Linked DNA regions of Homo sapiens: regions 2, 3 and 4 are each linked to region 1. A link is a loop called in an ENCODE intact Hi-C map of the cell type or tissue named here. Cell type or tissue: heart right ventricle. All regions are shown on one strand. Region 1 holds the start of LOC107985451 (a long non-coding RNA gene). Region 2 overlaps PBX1 (PBX homeobox 1). Region 3 has its middle 120 kb from the start of PBX1. Region 4 overlaps PBX1 (PBX homeobox 1).

The links. A loop is a pair of places that touch in the nucleus more often than their neighbours do. Peaks named below come from ENCODE experiments on the same cell type or tissue, not always from the same donor. Only the 100,000 strongest peaks of a DNase experiment are listed, where the experiment ranks them.
Region 2: it touches region 1 in a loop (3-fold over the local background); 6 of 110 quality-filtered maps call a loop at or near these places.
Region 3: it touches region 1 in a loop (5-fold over the local background); 7 of 110 quality-filtered maps call a loop at or near these places.
Region 4: a loop joins it to region 1, with 4 times the contacts of the local background. A loop is called at or near these places in 6 of 110 quality-filtered maps.

Annotation. Positions count from the first base shown.
Region 1 is chr1:164,911,504-164,916,503 of GRCh38, forward strand. It overlaps LOC107985451 (a long non-coding RNA gene), which reads right to left and starts at 872. Exons shown (of 3, transcript XR_001737807.2): 1 at 773-872. RefSeq lists a silencer at 2,729-3,023. In heart right ventricle, a CTCF peak has its summit at 2,956; no DNase peak of the experiment used is centred here; H3K4me3 peaks cover 1,252 bases; H3K27ac peaks cover 991 bases.
Region 2 is chr1:164,622,974-164,627,973 of GRCh38, forward strand. The region is part of intron 2 of PBX1 (PBX homeobox 1); the gene reads left to right. Among named protein-coding and RNA genes, the nearest start is that of PBX1, 66 kb to the left of the region's middle. In heart right ventricle, a CTCF peak has its summit at 2,223; no DNase peak of the experiment used is centred here; H3K27ac peaks cover 2,322 bases.
Region 3 is chr1:164,437,431-164,442,430 of GRCh38, forward strand. No RefSeq gene overlaps it. Among named protein-coding and RNA genes, the nearest start is that of PBX1, 120 kb to the right of the region's middle. In heart right ventricle, a CTCF peak has its summit at 2,969 (motif pointing right); a DNase peak (open chromatin) is centred at 3,001.
Region 4 is chr1:164,835,618-164,840,617 of GRCh38, forward strand. All of the region lies in intron 8 of PBX1 (PBX homeobox 1), which reads left to right. Among named protein-coding and RNA genes, the nearest start is that of PBX1-AS1, 63 kb to the left of the region's middle. RefSeq lists enhancers at 653-1,940, 3,031-3,532. In heart right ventricle, no CTCF peak of the experiment used is centred here; no DNase peak of the experiment used is centred here; H3K27ac peaks cover 1,752 bases.

The sequences.
Region 1 (5,000 bases):
GTCTCCAGATATTGTCAAATGTTCCCTGGGGTCAAAATCTCCCTAGGCAGAGAAGCACTGATATAATGGAATCACAACTACAATGACAGGTTAGTGAAAATTGGTGCATGATAACGGCTAACATTTAATGAGTCTTTGTAGTGTTCTGAGCTTTATGGTTTTAACTCATTTAATGCTTACAATAACTTCATGAGGTGGGTTCTATACTTATCTTCATTTTAAAGATGCGGAAATGAAAGCACAGAGAAGTTAAGTAACTCACCCAAGCTTACACAGCTGATAGGTGGCAGAGCAAGAATATGACCCCATGCAATCTGGCTATGGAGACTTTGCACTTAAGAAATGCAATAATATATTAACAATTATGGACCTTCTATGTGATTGCCATTGTTCTTTGTAGGTTTTTATTTTTGTATTTTTCTAATTTTTTTCCAATAAAAGAAGTAACCTTAATAATAAAAAAAACATTATTTAGCAAGTAATTTACTAAGAGCCAGTGTTGCAGGACACCTGTATGAGCCCGCTTGCATGGTGAGTATATCCCAGCAAGGAGTCCCATTGGGTGTCCTTGTGCACAATCCCAAGAAAAGACCAAGATGGCCAACATAATTTTACACTTGGACTGAAAAACAACAGTATAAAAGACAGACTTGGCAGGGTGTGTATTTTCTATGGTTTGCTGAGTTCAATCTTCATATCGTCTCTCCTAACTATGCAGTGAATGAATTCGTAGTCGTCCATGCTCCATGGCTCACCACCCGCAGGCACTCACCTGAAAGCAGGCAGAGGACAGCCTCTCACCTTCAGCAGCAATGGGCTCCTCTCTGCGTGGTTGCTGATGCTGTTCCTGGGTGGAGGGGCTGGTAGTGTGTGGGTGAATAGGCATGGAGGCTGAGGCTCTGGGAAACAAAGGGCTGAGCCCATAGGCTTGGACTGAATCTTGCCCATTTGTCAAGCGCTGGCTATGGGAGGCACTCGGGGTGATGATTCCTGCCAAGGCTGGGGCTGGCAGCTGAGCGCTTCGCAGAGCCTGCCTGTCAGTCACTGCTTACGCTCATCCCTTAATGGCTCTTCCCTTGTCATTTGCCTGGTGTCGCTTTTATCTTAAGTGAATTTAACAATGGTGAAAGGTGCCAGTCTGAGATCCCCAGAGAGGAGCTTTGCCGGAAGAGCAGTTAGAATGAAAGTTGCCTCCATCAAATTGCCTCCGCTGCCCCATCTCAGGAATAAGTAACCCCACGGCTGCAGGGGTACCCCGGAGGCCTGGCCAAGCCAGCCGAGCTCTTCCCACAGCTCAGCAGGCAGCCTTAAGGGAAGCCAGCTGCATGCAGGTCTGCAAAACTGGAGACATCTTGCAATTGCTTTTTTCTTAATTTCCACACCCAGAAGTATTTCAGGAGGAATTTAATCTCTATGTTTCTGGTTCATTTACAATAAACTTGTCACAGGATTCTTTCCAAAGAGCCATTTGGTGCCCAAGAGGACTTGTGAGCTTTTTAAACATATATCCATCTTAAAAAAAAAATCTTGAACTAACCAGGTTCAAAGCAATGTCTGAGCCACACATGAATAAGAGATGGTTTTAAATTTCAAATCCCGTTAAATTCCTAAGAGTGGTTTTGTGAGGCAGCCCATCTCACAAATCAATCAATGGCAGGTGAAAGCAAGTATCAGTTTACTGTCCCTGGGTTGGGAGTTGAAGTTAGGGTGTGAGATGGGTGAGCAGGAGAAGTAAGAATAGAGGAAGCAAGAAAATAGACTAGCCGAAGGCATAGTAACTCCAGTTACTACTTCCTACCTCTTACTATATACTAGGTACTATGCTAAGTTCTTACAACACTGTAGCAATTTTCAGATTACCAAGAAACTTTCCCTGTTTTATACATGAATAAACTTAAGTTTAGAAGTTAAGTAAGTTACTCAGTTCACGCAGCTAGTAACTGATGTATCCAGACTGAATTCAGCTCCTTCTGAATGCAAATCAGCAACATTGAAATGAGTGGGGAAAATGGAGGAAAGAAGAAGAAGCTCAGCCAGTTCTGGGTTCCACCCTTTGCCACCGCCCATCAGGGTTCTATAATGCCAGAGCCTCTTTTTCTGTTTCCATCCTCATCACCTCAGAAAGCATGGTGGGATGGAGGGCGAGTCTGGCTGATTCCAAGACATCTCATTGTGCAGACTACAGTTGCTCCATTTGAAGAGCTTGCTTTCATTGCAATTGCTGGACATCACCTCCTATTCACCTAGCAAATTAAGCTTGAGGTACAGCTAGGAAGAACTGAGCTCTGGCTTCTTGACCTTTGAGTGAAACCTGACTTTACTTCTGAAGGAAACTGGAGGCAAATGATTTCCTAGGCACTGAGGTCAGTTATTTCTGTGGACCTTGTATTTATTCATATTTATTTATTTTTTGTTTATTTATTTTTTGAGACAGAGTCTCACTCTGTCACCCAGGCTGGAGTTCAGCGGTGTGATCTCCACTCACTGCAGCCTCCACCTCCCGAGTTCGAGCAATTCTCTTGCCTCAGCCTTTGGAGGAGTAGCTGGGATTAGAAGTGTGAGCCACCATGCCCAGCTAATTTTTTTTTTTAAATATTTTTAGTAAAGACGAGGTTTCACCATGTTGGCCAGGCTGGTCTCGAACTCCTGACCTCAAGTGATCTGCCCACCTCAGCCTCCCAAAATGTTGGCATTACAGGCATGAGCCACCATGCCCAGCCAATTTTTAAGACAAAATTTATTTGTATGTTCTGAAGATTTAAAAAAGAAACAGGGGTGTGTGTGTGTGTCTGTGTGTGTGTGTGTAAGATATCTGTGAGAACAGAGGACAGTTTTCTGCTCTACCAAGACCTGAGTTTGCTTATCACAGTTGCACAACAGTTTATTTGAGGCCTTACTTCCCTTGCTATGTAGTTCATGAAGTGCTGAGGACCTCTGATGGTAGGACTGTTGTATTTGACATTATGTATGCCACACGGAGAAACAAACTATCAGATGCATTTATTTTGATTGTCTTTTTATCTGGCACCACTGCCTTCTGTGCAGTTTATAAACATGAGCATAGATCTCTCCAAGCATGAAGGCCACTTGCAGGCTGCCCAGTGCTTATTTCTCATCTATTTAAATATGGATGGACACTGTGCTCATCCTTTTCTTTAATTAAGGGCTTTCCATTGAATCAGTAAGTGTAAAACTCCCAAAAGAGAGGATGAAAAGCGCTCATATGAAAGCAACCCACTGAATAGGATATGAGAGGACCTTGGCCACAAGGCCTGCCACTGTAGAAGGAAGTAGCTCATAGGTCCAGGCCTGAGCAAAGAGAAGCTTGAGGTGATGAGAAAATGTGAAATGAAGCCCAAGACAGGGGCTTTCCCTGGGTCTCCAAGGTTTATAAATACTTCTGGATGCAAAGGCATGGAAGATGACATACCTCTATCCACGCTCAGGAGATGATGTTGGTAACAGATGTAAAAAGGATTGGAGAACTATAAGGAGAGGGGAAAATGCCAATTTCAAGAGGCAGCAGCTCCTTGAAACACCTGGGATAGCCGAGTCCAGACTTGATTGGTCTCCCTCTACTGTCAGCTCCTCTGGCAACCATGGTCGACCCCATAAAAGGCAGTACTTCACCACAATCAGGTTAGTATTGACTTTTCCGGCTTCATGTAACCCTGTGTTTCCACATATCATTCCCTTCTCGAAACCTCCAAAGGTTTCCCCTTACCTGCACAATGAGCTCCAAACTCATTTCCTCAGCCTCAAAACTCTTTGCCACTTTTACTTTCAATATTTCCTCAACAATGTGCACAATGAATGCTTTACCCTATTAAACCTGATCCATTTGTCACTTAGGAGACCCTCTGTCCCAGTTTTCCCAGAACACGGGATTGTTGATGCTAGAACCAGGAAGTCCAAGGCAAACTGGGATGAGGAGGTTGCCTATCTAAGCCACCCCTGGATGAACACATTTGAATTGCTCTGCTTCCATACCTCTCATGCTTCTCCCCAGCTTAGAATGCCACCTGGTATTTTCTCTACCTGTTAGAATTTATTCATCTGCTAAGGTCCACATCAAATTCTATCTCCGGGGGGAAGCTTTTGCAGATCCCCCACCGTGACAATCCATTTCTCTTTCCTTGGAGATCCCAGTAGCTCTGGTTGTCTGGGGGACTGTAAGAGGAAGGAATTGAGTAGAGTGGTTGGGAACATGAATTTAGGAGGTAGACAGATGTGAGTCTGAAATGTGATTGTGATCATTGCTGATTGAATGCAAGTCATTTAGCCTCTCTGTGCCTGGACTTTCTCGTGGTTAATTGTGGTGGGACATGTAACTATAATACCTAGCTTTTTGGGAGGTTGTGAAGATGAAATGAAATCATATATATAGCACCTGCCTCATGTGGCATATTGATATATACAATGTTACTGTTCTTTGGTTCCTTTATTCAGTGAATATTTGTTGAGTGCCTTATATATGCTGGGCCCTGTTCCATGAAACTGAATCAAACAGATTAAAAAAAAATGCCCTCAAGGAGCTTAGATACTAGTGGGGAGTGGGGGAGACATAAATGTAAACTATAAACTGTGGCAGATGGTGATAAATGCTAGAAAAATAAAGCAGCAAAAGGGAGATAGTGAAGGTTTTATATAAGGTAGAGAGAGAGAGAGCCTTAAGCAAAGACCTAACAAACGTGAGGGGTTGAGCCATGTGGATATCTTGAGCAAATAGGCTTCCAGGTAGAAGGGACAACAAGCACAAGGTACTGAGAAAGACTGTGCTGGAGATTTTGGGATAATATGACTGGAGCAGAAGGAAAAAGAAATGTGGTAGGGAATGAAATCAGAGGTAGTAGGAAGGGCAGTCCATGGAGGACTGTGGAGGTAACCAAAGTACTGTGGCTTATTCCTTGCACAAGAAAGCATGACCCTGAAAGTGTTTTGGACAGAGAAATCCCATTTTCCGACTCCTCATTTTAAGAGTCGTTCTTACACTGGGTTGA
Region 2 (5,000 bases), 290 kb before region 1:
CCGGCTAATTTTTGTATTTTTAGTAGAGACTGAGTTTTGCCGTGTTGGCCAGGCTGATCTTGAACTCCTGACCTCGTGATCCACCTGCCTCGGCCTCCCAAAGTGCTAGGATTACAGGCATGAGCCAACACGCCTGGCCAGTTGCCATCTTTTTTATGTGCTTTCCTTCCTTCTCTCTTCTCTAGATGTAGCATGTCTATAATCTCTGGAGGTAAGCCCCGCCTCGTTACACACAAGAGGATCATGACTAATGCGGTGTATATAGATAGATAGAGATATCTACCAGCATGTTAATAAAGGGCCTGATAGGGAATCGAAGAACGTCACCCCCAGGTAATTGCCCACAGTCTTCTGTAGCCACTGCTGGAGAGGGCGTGGTGTGGGAATGGGGGAGATGGGCACACCCGTGTGCACCATGTGTTAGGTGGCAGGAAAGAAGGAGATTTCTGAATTTTATTTTTTTCTTGTCTAGGAAATTTTTAAAGCTTCTTCTGCTTAGAGCCTTGCCAGGGTCTAATTCCCACACAGGTGGGAGTGGGTGCATTAGGTTTCACCTTTTTACGCCCAAGCAGCCATCTCACTGCCAAAGTCGTGCTTACTGATGCACTCCTTTGACTGTGTTTCTCTGCCTTTTCCTCGTGCCTTGCATCTCCTCTCTGTGCTTGCCTTTGTCTCTCTGTGTCTCTGTCTATGCCTTTGTGGCTAGCATCTTGGTGCTTGGATATTCCCCACTTCTCTGTGCTTCTTGGTTCCTGCAGAGCCTGCCTTGTGCCTTTCATTACCACGTTAACAAACTCGAGTCGTGCCTAACGACGTCGCCTCATACGTTATGCTAATGATCAAGAGACATGTTAATGATATTTTAGAAGCCTAATTAGTGGAATATATAACTATATGCAATTTGGTAATGGACTGTGACAACAAGTTGTGAAAAGGGGGCTTGACAAATCCAGTTGCATGTGGCCTCAGACAAACAGGAGCTGAGAATGGATGAGTGGAAATCAGACAGGGAGATAGAAGGAGGAAGTGTGTATTGGGGGTGTGAATGCCTGTGTGTACACTTAACGTGAGGGTCAATCTTTCTTATAGGTAGCATTGCTGTCTTGTCATCATTCCACTGTCCTAAAACCACAGGGCTAACTGTATCTGAAGAATTATTTACTGATGTTTTTTAAGCAATTGCTACTGTTGCCATTGATCATACTGGTATATCTTTGTTAGAAATGTTATTTTGATTATGTTATTCTTCACAACATCCTTACTTGCAATTTGTAATGGGAGAGGTACACATAGAAGATAGGTTCTTGTGCCAAAAAGAAGTTTTATTGTGTTATAAACCAACAATCAAGACCATGTAAGCTCAGAAATAATCTGTATTGTGTCTATCAACATTTTGATAGTATTGGTAGGAGTAAAACAAGGAGTGGTATGTGTAAAATCATTCAGCTGTTTGAATGTCATTTTCTCTCAATGAAAGAATTGGTTAGAGGCATGCATTCCTTCAGCTGGTATCTTTCTTCCTCTAACATGGTGATTCTCAATTTGTGGGCCACGGACCCTGAGGGAGCCTTGAAGTTGTTAAAAAGGTTTAGTAAATTCATGCACATACCAAGCATTGTCTGTAAACAGAATAATGTCATGGACACACATGCAGATAAATATACCTACTAAAATTCTTTGAATGTATGAAATGCTATTGTGGTTAATGAAATGCACATTCACTTAAACAAGCATTTTTTCAGTTCCTATAGGTTTTTTTTATTCATGTGTATCATTCCTCCATCTGTAGAAGCTAAAAATACAATAACTCTCTTATAGTGGTACTTGCAATGTTTTGACATTAAGAGAGAGACTATACATTCACAGAGGTTGGGAGCTTCTGTCTAGCCTGTTGTCCAAAACTGCTTATAAAATTTAGCAACTAATTTTCACTTTTGACAACTATTTTAATTCTAGAAAATAGGTTTATAAAGATTTTCTTAAAGTGTTATCTATCCTTCCAATGACTTATTATAAATTTTAGAATGTATTTCTATAGGGTGGAAAAATCTCCTTTAGTCAGAATTGAACAGTTTTCATGAAGAACATGTTACACCATGTAGAAACATGGGTACTGCAGGGCATAGGTGGCACTAGCTTATGGGAGCCTGAATTCCAGAAACTTGATTTTACTTTTTGTTTAGGATTAAAATGCCAAAAAGAGGGAGGCTTGCAGTATCACACTTCACCACCAGGTAAAGCTTTTAGAAACATATATTCAGTGTGAAAATGCCCCAAGTTTGCAGCTTCTTGACGGATAAAGACAGTTACAGAGACAAAGAAAGTTAGTGTTTTATGAATTAGTCCTCTACTCTTGAAGTAGTATAGCTTATCGGCAATGAGGTACATTTGTATTTTTTTCTCGGCTGTTCTTCCTGAGGAAATACACCATGTTACCATTGAGGAAGTTCTTCTTCTCTCTTTCCCCGTACATTTTTATTGTACGCAGAAAGACAGAAGAAGGAAGCCCTGAAGGAAGATTGTGTATGAACCCAGGATTCTGTTATTACGTCTGATGTTTGTTTCTAGTTAAAAATGAGAAGTAATTTTTGGGAGGGAGACAGAAATGGGAAAAGTTTATAAGCGAGCCAGTGGAAAAAGCACATTCATTATCAGTGTCTTTCTCACTGAGTCGTTTGAAATTGGAAAATTAGCAGCTTCTTTGAAGCTCATAAGATCTTTCATCTTTGTGTATGTGAGTGTGTGTGTGTTAATACTAAGTGGAGATTCTTTCTCTTGCCACTTATTTGGTTTTTCTGCTAATAATGAAATTATAATGAGATCCCTGATGGGATTTAAAAAAAAAAAAAAAGAAAAAAAACACCTTACATGAATTATCCCATTCCCCCACCCTCCTTCTGCCTTTCTGTAAAATCTATTCTGCATAATAGGTCTTTGTTTCTGGATTTGTGACAGAATTGAAGGAGGCCAGGAGTCGGAACTGCCCCTCATTGTTCTTTTTGGTGACTAGGATACAAAGTTCTGTTCGGCACAGAGTACTCTCCTCTGCTTCTACCTCCGGGAACCCCGTTACCCCCCAGCCCACACACCACCACCCCAGTTTTGGGTGGGGAGAAGGCAAAGGTGAGTGTTCGATATCTTTGCAGGCTGAATGGCCAGTTGACTTGAGATGCATATACCATGCCTTCCCCCTTTTATCTTTAAGGATTCATGACATGGGCTGCTGTTGAGGGAACCACACATCTATCTTGATGGCAGAAATACGGTATTTGGAAATCCTGGGAAAACCTCTCTCAGGATAACATTTTCAGTAGTAGGTTTTCCTCCCTGTTACCTCTGGTTCCTATTCCATTGCCCTTTATCAGTACAGGCTTTTGAAAATGCCATGGATTAAAGAGGTCCCACTGCCCAGGGCTGAGCATTTCTTTGCCCGGCCTGGTCTCTGCTAGTGGGTGGGTAAGTGGAGCCTTTGGAAGAAGGAATCGGTGTATGGACTGTTCAAGACAGACACATACTTATCTAATTTAGGCATTTCTAGCTGTAGGAAAGGCAATGATGTGATCTATTCCAATGAAGAGTTTACACTTTGGAAACTCAGTTTCAGAAAATTCTTCCATAATCCAACCTAAATCTTTTCTGCTTTACTATTTTGTCTTAAGCCAGAGATAGGCAACTGCTGTTTTCCCGTCTTAAAACTCTAGAAAACTGGAGTGTAGAGAATGGGCAAGATGAGAATGCCTCGTCTATGTATGTGGCTTAGTCAAAAGCTATTTCCTGAATCTCTCGTGTTTAGATTTTCTCATCAACGTTAATGACCACTTTCAGGGCCTCACTCCCTGCTCCCCATCATGCCTGCAGGTTCCCCCTCTCTTTCTTCTCACCATTTAACAGGTATAATAAAGGTGGGGAATCTTTACAGTTGGTGATTTTATATCATAGATCAAAGATCAAAGCAGAGGAATACACAGCAACCATAAAATTAACTGCTTTTTCAATTTTACAATGCTTTCAGTGATAGAGAATCTTATAAATTTAATATTAATTAAACACTTAGCTTTTAACCTCCTCCTGCATCTCCTTTTGGCTGGTGGCTGGAAAAAATTAATTGGGCATCTTAAATCTTGTATTACTAATGCCTTGACAGGAGGGGTTTCAGAAGCACTTAGAACTTCAGCAAAATGTACTTGGAGCATTTGTCCTTCCACTCACCTAATTGAAAATGCCCCCTTTTTTCCTTAAGGAAAAATGAACCATTTGCAAATTTTTTTTTAAAGGAAGCATAAGTTACAGTCCCCTTTCATAGCCAAAGCTTTAACTCAGTCCCTTGGCACTTTAACACTTCACAAAATGGAAGCCATTGAACTTCCATTATTATAAATGCTCTATTGATTTTTGAGTGTGTTGGTACCGATGTGTGGCCGGCAATTGCTTGGCCTAATCATTGTGTCACCTGAAGCCTATGCATGTTCAATCCAGCAAGAGGTGCCTCCTGTTTTGGTGAGCTCACTTTGGCATGGTAGAGTCAGAGGTGGTGGCATTTGAGAATGGACCCGCAGCATCGTGAACAGGAAAGCTAGAATATCAGTGAAAGGAAATAATATTTCTCTTGAAGGAAGCCTCAAGAGATGGGAAGCCAATGTGATGGAGGAGATGTTTTGGGGAAGCTAGACTAGGCTGTTCACATTTTCTTAGCTCTGGAAGGAATAGACGATGGGCTTTTGTTGGGGGACAAGCATTTCTCTCTTTAAAAGCCAGGCAGGCATTCATGGCTGTGCTTCAGAAGTGGCTCAGTAGAAATAATAATACCAATACATTGCATCTCTTTTGTATTTTTTTTCTCCAGTGGGCTTGGAGAACTTTATCCAGATAATCTCATTTTTCTCACACATCACTGTGTTAGAGAAGAAGGCCCCTGAATTTACCCAAGCTGGTTCTCTGCTATGACCGTATATTTGAAACTAGCAACTGGAAATTATAGTGAATAGAGCAAGAACCCCAAG
Region 3 (5,000 bases), 470 kb before region 1:
GTGGGAAGACCCACCCTCAATGTGTGTAGGCACCATCTAATCAGCTGAGGTCCTGGATAGAACAAAAAAGCAGGGGAAAGGCAAATTCATTCCATCTGCTGAAGCTAGGACAACCATCTTCTAAAGTTGGACATCGGAACTCCAGTTTCTCTGGCATTTGGACTGTGGGACTTGCACCAGCAAACATGTGGGTTCTCAAGCATTCAGCCTTGAATGGATAATTATACCATTGGCTTCCCTGGCTCTGAGACTTTGAAACTTGGGCTGAGCCACACTACCAGCATCCCAGGGTCTCCAGCTTGCTGATATCCTGTCATGGGACTTCTCAGCCTCCATAATCACACAAGCCAATTTCCCTAATAAATTATGTCTATCTATCTATCTATCTATCTCTCTATCTCCCTCCTATTGATTCTGTCTCTCTGGAGATTCCTGACTAATATATTGAGTATGTAATTCTAATTTGGAAATTAGCGCCTCAGAGTTTTTAGCACAGTGTCTTCTAGCACCCAACGTTTCTCTAGAGATATTACACATCATTCACATTTCTGCTTTTTGATATGTAAACTGGTTTCTCTCTCTTCATGTTTGCTCTCAGAGTCTCTCTCGACTTTTAGAATCTTTCCTTCTGTTTTGAAATTTTGTGCTGAGATTTCCTGTTGTGAAATTTTATGTTTCTGGGTGTATTTTCACATTGTACTAAACATTTTGTAAGCCTGTTCAATTTAGAAGTACATATCCTGCTTTTAGACATGTTTTTATATTATTTATTTGATAATACATACTTCCATTGTCTCTATTTGTTTCTAGAAATACTATTTGTTTCTAGAAATACTATTACACTATTGAAACAATCCTCTAATTTTCTTACCTTTTTCTCTCTAGTTTTTCATTACTTTGACTCATTCTACTTTCTAGTGGACCTCCTAAAATATTTTCTCCAACCATAATATTAAATGTTTTATTTCTACTATTTTTTCTAAATGTTTTCTTGAGTATTCAACTACAGTAACATTCCTTTGTTTCTCTTATTTCTGTAAGGATATTAATTATAATTTTTGAAGATGTATTTTTCCCTACCTGCAATGTTTCTGTTCTGAGTTTTCTTTTTTCCCTTTGTTTTAGTTATTCTCTTTCATATTTGAGGCTTTCCCATCTTGACAATCCTTGGCTTTGCCCTTGAGCTGGGCGCGGTGGCTCATGCCTGTAATCCTAGCACTTTGGGAGGCTGAGGAGGTCAGATCACCTGAGGTTGGGAGTTCAAGACCAGCCTAACCAACATGGAGAAACCCTGTCTCTCCTAAAAATACAAAATTAGCCATGCATGGTGGTACATGCCTGTAGTCCCAGCTACTCAGGAGGCTGAGGCAGGAGAAATTCTTGAACCCAGGAGGCGGAGGTTGCGGTAAGCCAAGATCATGCCATTGCACTCCAGCCTGGGCAACAAAAGCAAAACTCTGTCTCAAAACAAAAAAAAATAAAAATAAATAAATAAAAAACAAAACTGTGTTACATTCATCCTGTGAAATACTACTCAGTAATAAAAAGGAAGAATCTATTTTTTAAAAATGAGCATGGTTCTTACGTGCAAAGGTAGAACTTTCCCTCAAAAGTTTCTTTGCAAGATAATTTTAAAAAGTAAGGTTGTCATTCAAGGGAGCCAGAAATTTCAAAGTCTGAATGTCCTTTCTCCAGAAACCAATCTTCTGTCCTACTGTGAAGATGTGGTAGATATGAGAAAGCAACAGGATGAATGTTTCTGGCTCTCAGCATTCTAGAAGCTGATCATGGGAAAAGGGTGAAGATGTTTTATAATTTGCTATGCAGATATTCATTTAATCCCTTTGTTTTCAGTCCCATCTCTCAGCCTTGCACATCAATATATCCACTGTTGTCCCAGAGACTGATATATATTTGTTACATAATTTTTCCACAGTATAAACCTCTGTTCTAACAGGAGAGAAAGGAGGATACCACTTTGTGGACAGGGAAGGGTACCTGTGGACTCAGTGACTCTGTAAGCAGACTTTCACTTAACCCCACTTTCACTCCAGTGCCTCATCCTTGTCTTCCACATATGCCTCCAAATGCTGAACCTCTCAGGGCTTTGCAGAGGGGATTGATTCATTTCACATCAGTGTCTACAGCTACAGGCACTTAGTTACAACTTCTTCTAGTCTGCGAAGATAATTAACACTTGTCTCTCTACTTCCTTCTTTTAAAAATGTGTTGAATTCTCCCATCTACTGTCATCTCCTTTTCTGTTTTCTGTCCTGGTAGATTAACTTTTTTTACTCCTTTACTTTTTTTTTTTTTTAGTAGAGTTGTGTGTCTGTTTTTGTGTGTGTGTGTGTGTGTGTGTGTGTGTTTGCTCAATTTTTTGGTTTGTTTATTGATTTTAGCCTATGTCAGAATTTTAATGCCAGAAAATTCTGGTCCAAAGAAAATGTTCAAATGCTGTAATAATATTGTTTTATCAGTTAGTTGCATACATATATAAAGAAAGAAAATAGGAGGAAGGAAAGAGGGAAAATGGAAGGAAAGGAAGGAGAGGAGAGGAGAGGAGGGAGGAGGGGAGGGAAGGGGAGGAGAGAAGAGAGGAGAGGAGAGGAGGGAGGGAGGGAGGAAGGAAGGAAGGAAGGAAGGGGTAGTTTAGACTTAAGAAAGAAGATGGTTCAAGAATATTATGATGCAGACATTTAACGTAAAAACAACTCTAAGTTGTTATAAACTCTGACATTTCCACCAAAAAAAAAAAAAATCACTATGCTTTGCCCCAGAAATATACCTCCTGGCAGACAGTGTGGGAGCACTGGCTTCCTCCAACTGTCATATATTCTTTCTTCTACCAGGCATTTTTTGGTATGAAAAGAATTTTGAGAGGGGAGTGAGAAAGAGAAGGGAGAGTGTGAAAGTATCCAACTACCCTCTGTGCCCAGCAGGGCAGTAACTAAGCTCTCTGGCCAGCAGAGGGAAACTAGCACCCATAGAGAGCCCCCAACAGTGCTGCACTGAACAGAGAGTTGGACACAGTCCCTAACTTGGTGACCTTTTGAAAGAGATGTGCTCCCAAACTGCTGGCAGGCAATACCAGGCTGGCTGCAAGGAGCCTTTACTGATTTCCTAGGTTTCTCCCAGACACACTTAAAGAAGGTTATGTGTGGTGTGTGCTGAGATGGTAATAAATTAAATTATAGCGCTGGACTAGTTATCTACCATATAATGGCAGATTATTTCACTCTCTGAAGAAACAAAGACTCTGTCCTTTCTCAGCTGCCTTTGATTTTCTGAGTTGTTGTCCTAGAAATTTTTTAAGAGCATGTTTTGTTATCATCCGAAAATCTGCCATCTTGTAAACATAGCATTTCTAATAGTTGAAAACTGTTTCTTACCTTTGGTGTGCTATTTACCTTTAAATTAAAGTGTCAGGTGATAGCAGATAGAACTTCTTTCTTCCCAAGTGTCCTTGTCACTGTCCTAGTTCAAGTTCTCATCACTGCCAGTTTTCTGCAACAGCCTTCTCTCTGCCCTCAACTTTGACCTTTCTGATTCAAATCTTGGTCTATCTGACTTCAAGCTTATGCTGCTTTCATTTCACAACCTTCCCACTGACTTTTCTAGCCTGCTCATCTGATGTAATATGGGAAGGACGGCACCTCAGAATTAAACGATTTGCCATCAGTTCATGCTGTCTCTTCTCTCCCTTCTCTCTCTCTCTCGCTCTCTGTCCCTCTCTCCCAGAATTCTTCTTTCCTCCCCTGTGATATTCATGCTGATCACAGACCCTAAAAGTCAACATTCTTTATGTTTCCATGCTTAGAACCTAGTACAGTGTCTGGCACATAGTAAATGTTCCATTAAAATGTGTTAAAGCCATGAACTATTAATTCATAGAAGCCATAATTTATATAAAGTGTGCGGTTTTCTTGAATAGCTGTAGTGCCCAAAGTTTAAGAGAAAAAGTAATAATAATAACTGGGTTGACGGGATTGAGCCAGCATCTTTTTGTGCTAGGAGGATGTGTTGAAAAGATGAAGAGGAAGAGAGCTAACAGTATTGGCAAAAGATGGGTAGGTGAAATGATGGATTGTGTGATCTAGCGCAGATCTGAAAGAAAGCGAAGACTTGACATGACTCATAGATTTGAGGATGGACCAGGAGACAGAGTAAATATGGTGGGAGTGAGAGAAACTTGGAGAGAAAAGAGGCTGTAATCAGAAATATGATGTTGGAGTAAGAGGTAGAGAAGTAACAGACTAATGCAAGAAGTAAGGAATGGCCACAGATGAGGACTGAGGATTATATGAAAGGGCAAACAATTGTGAGGCATCAGAATCACAAGGTAATACTGCCAGAGTTTAGCAAAACATCCATGCTAGAAGTCACATGCCTTTGGTGACACAGCTGGTACTATTGCCAGGTGGCACATACCTTGAGCAATGAGAAGCTTTTACATGAAGGTGAAGGAGTAATAATTTGTCTCTTTACTGACAAATGGGAACTAAGCCAGGCAAAAGCAGGCAAGATTTAAACACATGATAGGACTAGAAAATGCAAAGTGCTGTAATGTAGTACAAATTATACTAAAATACTTGAAGGAACACACACACAAAAAAAATATTCAGTACAGACTGATAGATATTAGGGGCCCTTGTAAGACAGGGAACATTAAAGGGCACAAATGATCTGCTATTTTCTGTTCACTTCTTACTACCTATTAATTCAGAATGTACATATGCTTTGGGTTCTTGAAAACAGCCTTGCATGTTAGCAAAGTTAAGCTTGTGCCTCAGTAGTCTAATTTTAGAGTTGTAGAGAGGTTCACTGTCCCTTGCTGGTCTGAAATGCCTTAAGGGGCCCAACTTTGGATTAAGAAAGTCCTATTAGTGTAATTTCTGCTAAGGAGTAACATTTTAAACTCTCCTTGAGAAATGATGTACACTGGGGAATGAAGGCAGCATGTTGAGAAGCAAAAAATTAGGTTACAGGACACTTTCTGG
Region 4 (5,000 bases), 76 kb before region 1:
TTCATCTCTTTTCTTATTGATTTCTAAGAACTCTTATAATACAATAAGGATATTAATCCTCCTGCACTTGGCCAGCATTTAGTAAATAGAGGAAATTCTATTTCTGAGTGGAGGAGGACTCCTGTGGAATAAGGCCCCAAGTCTCATCCTATTTCTGTGTAAAGTTCTTCAGAGTGAAAGCTGGATTGTTGCCCTAGGAAAACTAAAGGCAGATCTGTAAGTGATACCAGTATTGATCTTAAAATAAATAAATTAATTAACCCTACAATCTGAACTAGCTTGACATTTTCTATTTTTCTGATCTATGAAAAATCTCAGGTTGTAAAATAGTGCCCAAGAATTTTCTAAAAGAACCTAGAGATATGTTAGTGGAAAGTTTAGGGGGAGATCTGCCCTAGGCCTAGTATGACCCTAAGCCAAATAAATAAATCCTTGGCTTGTTTATATAGCCAGGTTGAAGAGATAATAGTTACATCTATTAAAAAAGCTTTCTTATGACCTTTGCTACACTTAGGTCAAGAAAATGGTATTTTGAGTGACTAGATGTTTTATTTTGGATGCTCGATCAGTCTCCTTGTTTCTTTTACTATCTGTAAGATAACACATTCTTCTCAGTTGTTGAACTTTGACATCTCACCATCATATGCTCTGCCCATCTTATTCCGTAGCAGCACACATAAAGAAAGGCCAAAGCAGACTCCTGAACCCACAGTACAGCTGGAAGGTTTCTACTGCAGAGATTCTGGGACTCTTTAAAAAGAAAAAAATTAAAATTTCAAAAAATCAAACCCCCTTACACTTGGATGAGAATTCCAGAATAAAAGAGGGTGTCCCCCAGCATCCCCTGAATATTTCTAGGGTGGTGTCAAGTGAATTCAAAATTCTTGAGCACATAGATTGTTTTCAAGCTCTTGTTTTCATTTCATCAGTAAATAGAATTTTAAAAACAACAATATCCTCCCATCAGTAAATTTGGCACAATGGATACTAGCACTCCGTTCTCGTACATTCTTGTCAACATTTTCTTTCTGCATCCCCCACCCCCAAGCCTGGGCCTGCTTCCCACTATATCTCCCACAACCCTTCTGTTAGCTGTAATGACCCTGCAAACACTAAATGGCATTTGAGTGCATTAAGCAGCAAACTCTCTGGTGACATAGCAATTATGGCTCTGAAATAGATTTGGTGCGTCACGGAAGATAAGGGTTTTGAAAGTTTCTATTGTGATTATAGCCTGTAACTCCCACAAATAATAGGCTTCAAAATAAGAGGCTGCCAACGGAGCCTTTGTGGCTTTGTCTCAGTGATGGCACGTAAATTGCTATTAATGTCCTAAGTGTACTTGAATATGCCAGTCTTTGGGATGTGGAGTTGGCTCAGTGTCTCTCTTTACACGGCATGTCATTGTTGGTCTGATAATCTGGGGTAATTGCTGTCTCTTGGATGGTCAGAAAAGTGTAAGGGGTTTAGCTTCCTGTGTGATGGTAAATAGCCTCAAAATTTACCCCACGAGGGCAGGTTCACACATACTGGCTGTGTGTGTATTTCATGTGTAGCCACCGTTCACCGTTAAGATGTGTATACAATCTCTGTGTGTACCCTTAGTAAATAATAGCCTTGTCAACAAAGCCAAAGCAAAATCAAAGGTTATAAAAATGAAATGACGAATTCAGGGCTGTATAGGTTCAGCCAATCAGATAATTTATATTGAGAGTTTAAAAAAGAAAAAGAATACCCTTACTTGAATTATCTAGGTTTAGCTTTATGAGGAAGCTTTATGCTTCCTCTTTTCTAGTGTAGCTACTCTTTTCTAGTGTAAGTAGCATCTGTGTGTCTGTCTATATTCTTTAGGTAGTATGAGTACATTCGAAATGTATATCAGCTCTACGTGAATATAATAAATGTGGAAATTATGCATGTTGTCGAATGCTGTTTGTTGATGTTTAGAAGTGTGTTTTTATTTTGGTTTGTGCAGCTGTGCAGGCAGAGGTTATTTATTCAGATATAAGTAGAATTCTCTGCACTAAGGCACCTTTGTTTAGCTAAAATCAAGCTGAGCTTATTTTTCTTTGCCAGGAGATCAGGATAGCCTTTGGAAAAAGTAAGAAAATCAAACTTGAAGCTTTAGCCTCTTGTATGTCCATTTAGCCTAAGGACCTTAAGTCTGTAAGACATGAACACGTTATGTGTAACTGTCCTATTTGTACTTTTAACAGAAATGGAAAAGCAACTCAACCCAAAACCTGGAAATGCACACCATCTCCTATACTATGTGAGTTATGGAGAGGCTCAGCTAAAACCACCCCGTGTCTCAGATCCCTTATATGGCATTATTAATCCTGGATCTTCGCAACAGATTCATTAGAAAAGAATAAAGCTAAGAAGGAGCCAGAGTAGATCTTGATCTCAGAGTTGATGTATTATACAAGCGCACTTTAATAATGTGGCATTAGGATGTTGGCAGGAGGGCACACTATGATGGTGCTACAGTTGATGGAATCTTCCAGTTGGTGACTGAGCACCCCTTAGCAGTTAGGGTGCATGCAAGATAAAATTCAAGGTAGTAACTTCTAACAAGAGAGTTTGTTTTCATACCGTGTGAACATGGATCAGATATACCATCTTACTCTTAGGTCTTAGACCAGAACTCTGCCTTGCCAGTGTAAGTTAAGCCATATTCACTGGCAAGGTGGTGCCGCCCATGGTCAAGCCTCAGAAGCATAGCCCTGCAGGAGCAGAGCTTGTCTTGTTCAAAACCAAGTTTGATGAGGTGGATTGTTGCTTAGTAGCAGGAGATATTAGAATCCTCGGACTTTTCTGAGGCCAGTCTTGTGATTCATATGTTCTAGCATCTTAATAAACAACATAGGGATTCCCAAAGGTGAACTGAAGAGCACAAGTCACCTGCCTTTAGCTGTGAGCATCCAAAGTAGCTGTGCTCTGCATGTGGAGCGCACACATTGTCCCACAGCCCCGTCTTTTGAAAATTGAAATGTCCAAAAAGCAGTAGCAGGCAGTGGGTACTAAGTCTGGCAAATCCTGGGTTCTGAGATCTAGTTTTCTCTCCTGAGAAGTAGGAGTAAGAGTTCACACTAGATTTGTGTACCACTGTGTATTTGTGATCCAGAGCAAGAGATGGACCTATAACTGTGCAGTTATGCTGGGCACCTGCAGCCAAGCCATCCAGTATTCACAGGAACGAGACACCAAGGGAAGGCTTCAAAGCCATCATTTCTCCTTCCATTCAATCAAGTGCTTAATTGAGCAGCTGCTGTGTCAAACATGAGCCTAGTCCTGTAATGGCTTGTTGTTGAATGATTTACCATCTCATTGAGGATAAATATCAAAGTGCTTCATGTAGCCTGCAAGTCTGGGCATGGCTAAGTCCTCTCCTCTCCGGTCCTGTCTTGCTTCACTTACCACTGTTCTCCCCTGTTCCATTCTTTCTGGCCTTCTTTGAGTCCCTTGGAGACTCTGGAAAGGCTTCCCTTTGCCCCACTCTTGGCTTGTCTGTTTTCTGTTCACCTTCAGGCTGATTTTCCGTAAGCCCAAGTGAGGTCCCTCTTTTGTACTGTCTCCTAGCACTTATTGCCATCTAGAATCTGTATACATTATTTTGATAATATAGCAAATGTCAATTTCCTGCAAAACAGTAAACTCCTTGAGAGCAGAAACAAGATTTTTTTAACTTATTTTATCAACCACTGTATGCCCAGTATGTAGCACAAGTGGGCACTGAATACGTATTTACGTAATTAAAAACTAAGTGATTACAGCCAAAAACATATGGTGCTCACTTGGAGATTTTAAATGATAAATAAAAGTTGCACGTAGTTTTAAATGTCAAAATGAAGGATCAGTAAGTCAGTGGTATTAGAGGCTAGAGACATGGGTGATGTGTGCCTTGAAGAAACCTACAATAAGAAAGTGACTCTCAAGCTGGGCCTTGAAAGATGACACGGATTTGTAGAGACCAGAGGAGATAGACAGGCAAAGGCAAAAAAATCCTCTCACTTGACTTCTCAGTACAGTAAAGGAAGGATTCTCACTTTGACAATGAAAAATTATTATTTCTTTGCAGCAGCGTAAACTACAAAAGTCTTTGCAGCAAGGATTTCTATTCTCCACCAGGAATGGCTGACTGCATTGCACTGCTAATCTTTCTGAACATAGAGACCTATAAACAAGATCTCAGGATTCAAGAGGCTTGATGGGAGCCAGACTAGAGAGGAGTGTGGTGGTGTGGCATTGATATGAAGCCACCAGGGGCTGACCTAGTGGTAGGTGGCAATTAGAGAGGATACCCTGGCAGTCAAAGGACTATGGAAACAGGAATCCTAGAGCCAGCAGCATGAGTTAATCCAAGCAGAGGATTGGCTTCTGGGAAGTACGATGGCAGGTAGTAGTTGGTGAGCTGAGGTTCCAGAGCAGTATTCCAATAACAAGAGCAAGTCACTTTCTCGGTCTTTAAGGAACTGTAATAAATAGCAGAAAATTAAGCAAAGCTAGGCATAAGCTTGGTAGAGATGGTCTCAACCACAAGAAAGAAGTTCCTATATGAAGACACTGATGCAAAATGTCCAAGTAAGACAAGTGGCAAAATTGATTCTGAGTTACCTATGGTACCAAACTAGGCCAGAAGAAAATTTCTTCTGTCTGAGAGCACATGTTATTCCCATATAGGGTTGCCAGATTTAGCAAATGGAAATACTACATGGGATATACTTATAAAATTACAGTGTAACAGGGCATCCCATATTTTATCTGGCAATGTCATTCCTAGATCCTAAGAGGGAAGCTGAATCTGTATATGGGTCTCACACCAGAGAGAGAAAAGATAGGGGCTCAAGGACACAACAGGCCATTAGGAGACTATGTCTGTTTTGCATTTTTGCAATTCCCACTGTGCTCAGGGTGGTAACTGGGATACAGATGCAGGATGGGTTGTCTTCTCCTTGTGCCTTTCTGGAGAACACTCCTTGTTAAGATGGTGTGCTAAG